2 separate regions of the Homo sapiens genome follow, and region 1 is linked to region 2. Evidence: read pairs that join two places in POLR2A ChIA-PET (ENCODE). Cell type or tissue: PC-3. All regions are shown on one strand. Each heading gives the region's core, and the rest is flanking DNA. Links, peaks and the distances in the headings are about the cores only.

Region 1 (4,399 bases), core at 253-4,252, 200 kb before region 2:
AAGCTCAAGCAATCTGCCTGCCTCGGCCTCCCAAAGTGCTGGGATTACAGGCGTGAGCCACCGCACCCAGTCTTAACAACAATATTAAATAATGATAATTTAGTTTACTGATTTACAGTTCCTGAAAGCATGATTAATTTTTGGCCTTTTATTAGTTAATATAGATCACTATACAAGAATGACTTAGAGACTTTTTAAAAGTTATTTTATGTAATATTCCTTTGAGTTTTACTAGAAACTCAATTTTAAATTATTTACTTAAAACACTTAATGGTTATATTTGAAGACAAAATTAGATATATAGCTATAATATTAGCTTTTATCTTTATAGTGCCCTTCTTTTATTTACAGGAAAATGAAATTTGGTATTTTCAGAGATGTACAGCTGACGTTCCACCTCCTATGATAGATAATTACAAATGATTTAGAAAGATCAAATCCACAGTACATTCCAGACAGCCCTGGATTCTGTAATGTTTTACCTTTGCCAAGACAACTTAGACAAGCTAATGATAGTGGCAGGTTATAAAATTCACTCTTATCACAGATTCAATAAATGTGCCGGGCATTTGGTATTTGTCTGCTCAGCATCAGTTTCTTCCCTTTTGAAAACAGCATCCGCCTTCTTTGGAAAACTTCTCCTTCCCATTCTAGCCCTGCTAACTACAGCACACTGCCTCCTGCCTTCTGACACCATCCTCCTGGCCCTAATAAGTGGCCCTGGAATAAGACATATGTGCGGTCCACACCAAGCTAATCAAATTATTCCCTAGGCTGGCTGGCTTGCTTTTTTTCTCTCTTTCTCTGTCTCTCTTTCTTTTCTTTTTTTTTTTTTTTTTTTATTTGACGGAGTCTCCCTCTGTCACCCAGGCTGAAGTGCGGTGGCGCAATCTCAGCTCACTGCAACCTCCGCCTCCCGGATTCAAGTGATTCTCCTGTCTCAGCCTCCCAAGTAGCTGGGATTACAGACGTGTGCCACCACACCCAGCTAATTTTTGTATTTTTAGTAAAGATGGAGTTTCACCATGTTGCCCAGGCTGGTTTCACCAGCCTTTAGTAGAGATGGGGTTTCATCGTGTTGCCCAGACTGGTCTTGAACTCCTGACCTCAGGTGATCCGCCCGCCTCAACCTCCCCAAGTGCTGAGATGACAGGTGTGAGCCACCATGCCCAGCCTCCCTAGGAAGGAGAGAGAGAGAGAGACTTCCTTTGATTCTATGACTTACTCTGTCCCCTTGAATTTGCTTAATTCCAGCTGAATTTCTCTCATTGGCAGCAAAAACAACCCTGACTAATGCAGTAGGGTATTAGTATTCTTCAGTTGGTTCTTGGCTAAAAATCAATGCTTTCTAAGTTTATGAGATGGGTAATGGATGAGAGTCATTTCCATTCTTGTGAGATATGATTATTAATGTCTTATTTAATACCATGTGGCTTTATTGAGGTAAATGTCATTCATAATTAGATTAAAGGGATTTATTTGACAACCTTCTATGACCTTTGGTTATCTACAAATTAAGTGGTTTTCTCTGGCTAAGGCCATTGCTCCAAAGCTGGGCTTTGATTGAACATTTTGATTTGGGGTCATTTTTATGAGGCTTCCTACAACCCCTTTGCTCTTGCCTCATCTTTACAGCATCCTAACAGCAAGATTAGCTTACAATGGCCAGTTTGGGCCTGACAGTCAGTACCTAGGTCATGTGACTTCTCACCATGTTTCAGTGGATATTTTGCTTCTTCTACTCATGGAACTTGTATCACTTGACATTGATTTCTTTTCAGCTGTTGCTAGGAAACACCATCAGCATCCATTCACCCTTTAGAATTACAGCCAACTCAAGCTCTTCCTGACTTCTCAGTATTGTACAAGCAGAGGCAGTGTCAGAAAATTCCCATCCAATTTTGCCAAGAGTCTCTAGAAGTGGTTGGGGACAGAAGGAGGGTAGGCATTAACTATACAAATCAAATGTCACTTGGGGTCTTCCTGCTCCTTAGATCTAGATAAAATTGACTCAGAAAGCCCCTCTCCCCTTCACAGTTGAAGAAAATCCAACAATCTATCCAAAGCTTCAGGGAGGGGTAGAGCTTATGTTCTTACAGATTAACTTTTGGCTCCTGATTCCCATTTCTTTTTTTTTTTTCTTTTTTTGAGACAGAGTCTCACTTTGTCCCCCAGGCTGGAGTGCAGTGGCGCGATCTTGATTCACTGCAATCTCTGCCTCCCATGTTCAAGCAATTCTCCTGCCTCAGCCTCCCGAGTAACTGGGATTATAGGCGCATGCCACCAGGCCCAGCTAATTTTTGTATGTTTAGTAGAGATGGGGGTTTCACCATATTGGCCAGGCTGGTCTCAAACTCCTGACCTCAAGTGATTTTGCTTTGTTGTTACAGTTTATAATGACCCAGGTAATCAAAGAGTGGAGATGGGGTCACTTAATCTTACACTTTTGGGGCTGTGTTCCAGGCTCTGTGCTGACAACTTTTTGTGTATTATCTCATTTAATTCTCAACAGCCAACCTGTGAGGGAGGTGCTGTTATTGTTCATTTTACAAATGAGCAAACAGAGGCATAGAAAGATAAATGGCTGTTCCCAGGGACATTTAGCTGGTTGATCTGGAATTGAAGCTCCAGTGCATTCTAGAAACTGCTAGAAAGAAACCCAAGCCATGTAATTCAGACATAGGGCTCTCATGAGCCACATGCAGCCCTGGACTGCCCACCTCTGGACTTCTTTCAGGTGGGAGAGAAAGAAGTCTCTCTCTTAAGCCATATTATTTCTCTGAAATAGAAGCAGCTGGGCCAGGCACAGTGGCTCATGCCTGTAATCCCAACACTTTGGGAGGCTAAGGTGGGCAGATAACTTGAGGTCAGGAGTTTGAGACCAGCCTGGCCAACATGGCGAAACCCCGTCTTTACTAAAAATTCAAAAATTAGCCGGGCATGGTGGTGAGCGCCTGTAGTCCCAGCTACTCAGGAGGCTGAGGCAGAAGAATTGCTTGAACCCTGGAGGCGGAGAATGCAGTGAGCAGAGATCGTGCCACTGCACTCCAGCCTGGGTAACAGAGCAAGACTCTGTCTAAAAAAAAAAAAAAAAAAAAAAAAAAAAGCAGCTGAATAGATTTTCTAATGGGTACAAATTTATATTGGGATTAAAAAATAGAATGAAGCCAGGTGCAGTGGTTCATGCCTGAAATTGCAGCACTTTGGGAGGCTGAGGCCGTGGATCACTTGAATTCAGGAGTTTGAGACCAGCCTGGCTAACATGGTGAAACCCCATCTCTCCTAAAAATACAAACATTAGCTGGGTGTGGTGGTGGGCACCTGTAATCCCAGCTACTGGAGAGATGGTGCCACGGCACTCCAGCACTCCAGCCGGGGCATCAGAGAGAGACTTTTGTCTTAAAAAAAATGAGTCACCAATGTTTAAAATCTGGGAGACTATACATAAGAATCTAGATTTCTGCTTATTCTTGAAAAATTTAAAAAAAAAAACAAAAAACCAAACCTGTCAACATGGGGCCCTTCGCAACAATCCACTACAGCTCAGCATCTAGTGGATAGCTCATTTAAGCTAATTGCAGGCTTTCAGTTTGTTTCGCCTCCTTTTTTTGTCACTTTCTGTCCCTCAAGCTAGCAGGGTGGTTAACAAGAAGAGGAAGGGGTGCTGCCGAGATGGAAGATTGATGAGTCCACGCCTTCCTCCCTACCTGGGAAAAGCCCCGTGAATGGGACCTCTGTGTTTCTAGACTCACGAGGCTGTTGAGAAGGTGTTTCCTTGTCTCTTTGCTCAGGACTGAAGAGGAGGGAAGTCGTCTCTAACAGGGCTGCAGCACGGCGGCAGTGGTGATGGTGGCCACTAATGAGGGTTGTGTGGGGGTGGCAACGCTGGAGAAGGTGACTGAGACAGGGTGAAGGTCAAGGAGCCCCTGAGGTTCAGCAGGGATGGCATTCCTTCCGAGACAAGCTGTGGCCCCACCTGGGGAGGCTGGAGGGATCTAGAGATCAATGAAAAGATAAATTCCTCAAGGGGTAGAGGCTGGAGGTGGCTGACCCCTTAGAAGGGTCTGAGAGTCTAGACTCTTAAGATGCCCCTCCTGAGAGCAAGAAAACGCCATCTCCAGATCTGGAAGCACTAAAATGCCTCCTGCGGACTGTCCCTTCTAGTGACTGGAAAGAGGATAGCCTGGAACAGGATCTCATTTAGATGTTAGCTAGATGGAATGAAGGGAACTGGGGGTTGGCCTCTGGATTCCTGAGTTTCCTTCACTGCTCTAATTGGTGCTGTGTTTATTCATTCATTCATTTTTCCGTGCGCATATCCTTTTACTCCCCTACATCAATCCACAGATGACTGTCGCTGCTGACAGAAAGAATGCCATTTTTTTTTTAAGAGATGGTC
Region 2 (4,399 bases), core at 172-4,171:
CCAGCTTTCAGCCGCTTAGACAAACACCTTGCATGAAAGGCTCTCCTGTGGCCTGTGCAGCAGCAGTGTTGTAGCCATAGCATTGAGCTAACTTTACTTAGAGTCACGCAGGCCACAGAATCCTCCATAACGTAAGACTGGAGGGATGGAGGCTGCTGGCGTTGCTGAATTCTCACACCCTGGTCATAAGAAGGCGGAGTGGCCTGTACAGCATTTCCAGCTGATCCATATACAGCAAGTCCTCAAATGATGTCATTTCAATCGGTGTCATTTCATGATCACCTTGATGAGAAAGTCTGTTCCTGGCTGGGGCCCCTGTCTGTGTGGAGTTTGCACATCCTCCCACATCTGCATGGGTTTTCTCCAGGTCTCCCAATTTCCTCCTACATCGCAGAGATGTACATGTTTGGTTAACTGGCATGTGGTCCCAGCCTGAGTGAGAGAGAGAGAGCGTGTGTGTGTGTGTGTGTGTGGCAGGGGTGTGTGTGGTGGGGGTGTGGGTCTGAGTGCACCCTGCTAGGGGATGTATCCTGTCCAGGATGGGTCCCAATGTTGCAGCCTCAGCTGCCGGGACAGGCTCCAGCTACCCTTGACCCTGAAACAGGAATAACTGGGCAAATAATTATCTTCCTTGTGTTTATTAACCTTACTTAAATGTATGTATAGCTCACATGTATTTCAGTGTTTAATATTATAAATGTTTTGGTTTTTATTTAGAAGTTTTGTGATTTTTTTTGTGATCAGAAATATGCCATAAGAACTTAGCTCTTGTTGATCTCAATTAGCCTGTGGCAAAATCAGTTTCACTATATGTTGTTTCACTGAAAGTTGCAGTTTCCTGTTGATGACATGAAGTGAGCCCTTACTGCACTGTCGTGCATTGCTTAACAACAGGGATATGGTCTGAGAAATGTATCGTTAGTCAATTTTGTCATTGTGTAAACATCATAGTGTACTTATACAAACCTAGATGGCATAGCCTACTACACACCTACACTATATGCTGTAGCCTGTTGCTCCTAGGCTAAAAACCAATACAAAGTGTTACCATACTGAATAGGCAGTTGTAACATGGTGGTATTTGTGTATTTACACATATCTAAACAGAAAAGGTACAGTAAAAACACAGTGGGTTATAAAAGATTAAAAATGGCACACCTGTATAGGGCATTTACCATGAAGGGAGTTTATAGGACTGGAAGTTGCCCTGGGTGAATCAGTGAGTGGTAAGTGAATGTGACCACTCACACAAGTGTAAACTTTAAACGCTGTATACTAAGACTACACTATATTCATTTAAAATTTTTTCTTTAATAATAAACCTTAACTTACTGTAACTTTAAAAATAAATTTTAAGAAACTTTTGACACGTTCATAATAACACTTAGGACACAAATATATTGGATAGCTATACAAAAAATAGTTTCTTTATATCCTTATTCTGTAAGCTTTTTTCTATTATTTATATTTTTACTGTTTCAATTTTTTGTTATAAACTAAGACACGAACACACACATTAGCCTTGGCCTACACGGGGTCAGGATCATCAGTTTCACTGTCTTCCACCTCCACGTCTTGTCCCACTGGGAGGTCTTCAGGGGCAATAACACATTTGAAGCTGTCATTTCCTATGATAACAATGCCTTCTTCTGGAATATCTCCTGAAGGACCTGCCTGAAGCTGTTTTACAGTTAACCTCTTTTTTTCATAAGTAGAAGGAGTACACTCTAAAATAACAATAAAAAGTATAGCATAGTAAATACATACACTGGTAACATAGTTGTTTTATTATCAGGTATTATGTACTGTACATAGCTGTATGTGCTACACTTTACACAAATGGAAGAGTAGTAGGTTGGTTTCCACCAGCAACACCACAAACACATGAGTAATGTATTACGCTGCAGCATTATGACGGCTGTGAGTCACTAGAGGAGGATGGGAATTTGTCAGCTCCATTATAATCTTAAGGAGCCACCATTGTTTCTACACAGTCCATTGACTGAAACGTAGTTAAGCAGTGCATAACTGTATTTTGAACACCTATTTTCATCCAAAATAATTTCTAATATCCACTATGCTTATTAACAAACCGTCTGATGTTTATTAAAGATAAAGGCAGCCGAAGCCTTATAATAGCCAATTTTTTTGGAAATACCAATTTTTTGTTAAAGTCTTTCAAATGCTAAGCAACTGCCCCTAGAGTATAAATTAAGACTCATACACCTATATACCATACTGTTTGTGCTGGAGTATTTTAAAGAGAATTAGAGACACTTTTTCGATTTATATGTGTGTGTAGGTGTGTATAAATTGCTTAACACATTTTAATTTATGGTCATTGTGTATGTATTAACAAAAGTGACATCACATGCTATATAATATATAGTTTCATAACCTACCTTTTTCTTTAATAACATAAATATATTTCTAAATCAAAATAACTGTGTTATCAGTTTTAATGACTGCATACTATTCCATTTTATAACATAATTTACTCACAGCTCATTATGAATGGACATTTGTGGTTTTAGTAGCTTTTATTATTATAGGCATCACTAGAAAGATTGTCTTGTACATATTTCTTTGTGTCCATGTTTATTAGGACGCATTCCTAGAAGCAGAATTGCTGAATCATAGGGTCTGCATGTTAGACAAATGTTTTAAATAAGATTTCAAATTACTTTGAAAGAATGTTGCAATCTATACTCCTACCAGCATCTGCTTTCTTAGATACTCTCCCACACTGGAAAGAATTTCAAACTTTTTTGCCCATTTGATAGGTAAAAAAAACGATAACTCATGTTACTCTCACAAGTGAGGTTAGACTTTAAAAAAAGTTTGCAGTCTATTTATCTTTGTATTGTTATTTCAAATATTTGTAGTGTAGGAAAATTAACCTTCTATACATCTCTCGATCCATTGCCAAGTGCCTTAAAATTATTTATTTTTAGATTGGGAAATGTAAAGTCAACTTAAAGCAGTTGAAATCATAACATTTCCTAACTGAAGCTGCAGCTTAAAGTGGGGCAGTGTTTGAACTGTGCCATTTCTGGTCTCCCGCCTCAGTGACCAGAAGGGCATTGGTTTTAGACCCTCCTTTCAGAAGGGATGAATGGTGAGGTGCTCAGGTCCTCTGCATTCAAACCTGCCACAGTAATATTAACACAACACAATATGAAATAGAGGTTACAGTTCTTGAGTTAATTTGGTGGATGTAGACAGCCGAAGAGATAATTTAACCACCAGAGGGATATTTTTTTCAGCAGAATTATCTAGTTTCTTGTCGAGAATCGATTAATGAGAAAATTGCCATGTTTTCAGTTCATTTGCTCATGTGTTTTAAGGAAGTGGTACAAGAGAATAATATTTTCTCCTCCTCCCACTCCTTCCACATTTTAGAATTCATCCTATGGATCCTGGGTCAAGATAGTTCTGAGAGGGGCTTTCCTACATTGTTTAGGCCAGGGGTCTCCAACCCCCACGCTATGAACCGGTACCGATCTGTGGCCTGTTAGGAACCAGGCCACACAGCAGGAGGTGAACGGTGGGCGAGCAAGTGTTACCGCCTGAGTTGTGCCTCCTGTCACATCAGCAGTGGCATTGGAATCTCATAGAAGCGAGGACCCTATTGTGAACTGTGCATGTGAGGGATCTGGGCTACACACTCCTTATGAGAATCTAATTAATGCCTAATAATCTAATAATGATATGATATCTAATAATGATAGAGAACAATTTCATCCTGAAACCATTCCCCTCCCCTCATCTATGTCCCTGGTGCCAAAAAGGTTGAGGACTGCTGGTTTAGTCATGTGAAAAGAGGACCAGCTTCCAAATGTAGGTGACCTTCTGCTGCGTGGCCTCCAAGAATCTTCTCTCTCCTTCTTTTTCCACCTGTCACCTGATGCTCAAAACTCCTTTTAAAAAGATGGGCTCTCTAAATGAAGGATTTTTTTATTTAGAGATAGGGCCTAGAATTAAAATACATTGAAAGGGAAGGAGCTGGGTGCGGTGGCTCATGCCTGTAATCCCACCACTTTGGGAGGCCAAGGTGGGCAGATCATGAGGTCAGGAGATCAAGACCATCCTGGCCAACATGGTGAAACCCCGTCTCTACTAAAAATACAAAAATTAGTCGGGCATGACGGCACGTGCCTGTAGTCCCAGCTACTTGGGAGGCTGAGGCAGGAGAATTGCTTGAACCCGGGAGGTGGAGGCTGCAGTGAGCCAAGATCGTGCCACTGCACTCCAGCCTGGGCGACAGAGCAAGACTCTGTCTCAAAAAAAAAAAAAAAAAAAAAAAATGAAAAGAAAGGAAGGAAGAAAGGGAAGAATGATTATAAACTCACACAGAAGTGTACATGTTTTACATTAGATCTTTCTGAGAGGAGGATTG

The links. Peaks named below come from ENCODE experiments on the same cell type or tissue, not always from the same donor. Only the 100,000 strongest peaks of a DNase experiment are listed, where the experiment ranks them.
Region 1: POLR2A ChIA-PET joins it to region 2 with 10 read pairs; 2 of 35 experiments call an interaction of 5 or more read pairs at or near these places.

Annotation. Positions count from the first base shown.
Region 1 is chr12:94,958,999-94,963,397 of GRCh38, reverse strand. No RefSeq gene overlaps it. Among named protein-coding and RNA genes, the nearest start is that of NDUFA12, 42 kb to the left of the region's middle. RefSeq lists a silencer at 3,295-3,555. In PC-3, for the core only: no CTCF peak of the experiment used is centred there; no DNase peak of the experiment used is centred there.
Region 2 is chr12:94,759,249-94,763,647 of GRCh38, reverse strand. No RefSeq gene overlaps it. Among named protein-coding and RNA genes, the nearest start is that of MIR492, 73 kb to the left of the region's middle. RefSeq lists an enhancer at 700-759 and a silencer at 1,080-1,129. In PC-3, for the core only: no CTCF peak of the experiment used is centred there; DNase peaks (open chromatin) are centred at 877 and 1,897; H3K27ac peaks cover 2,097 bases.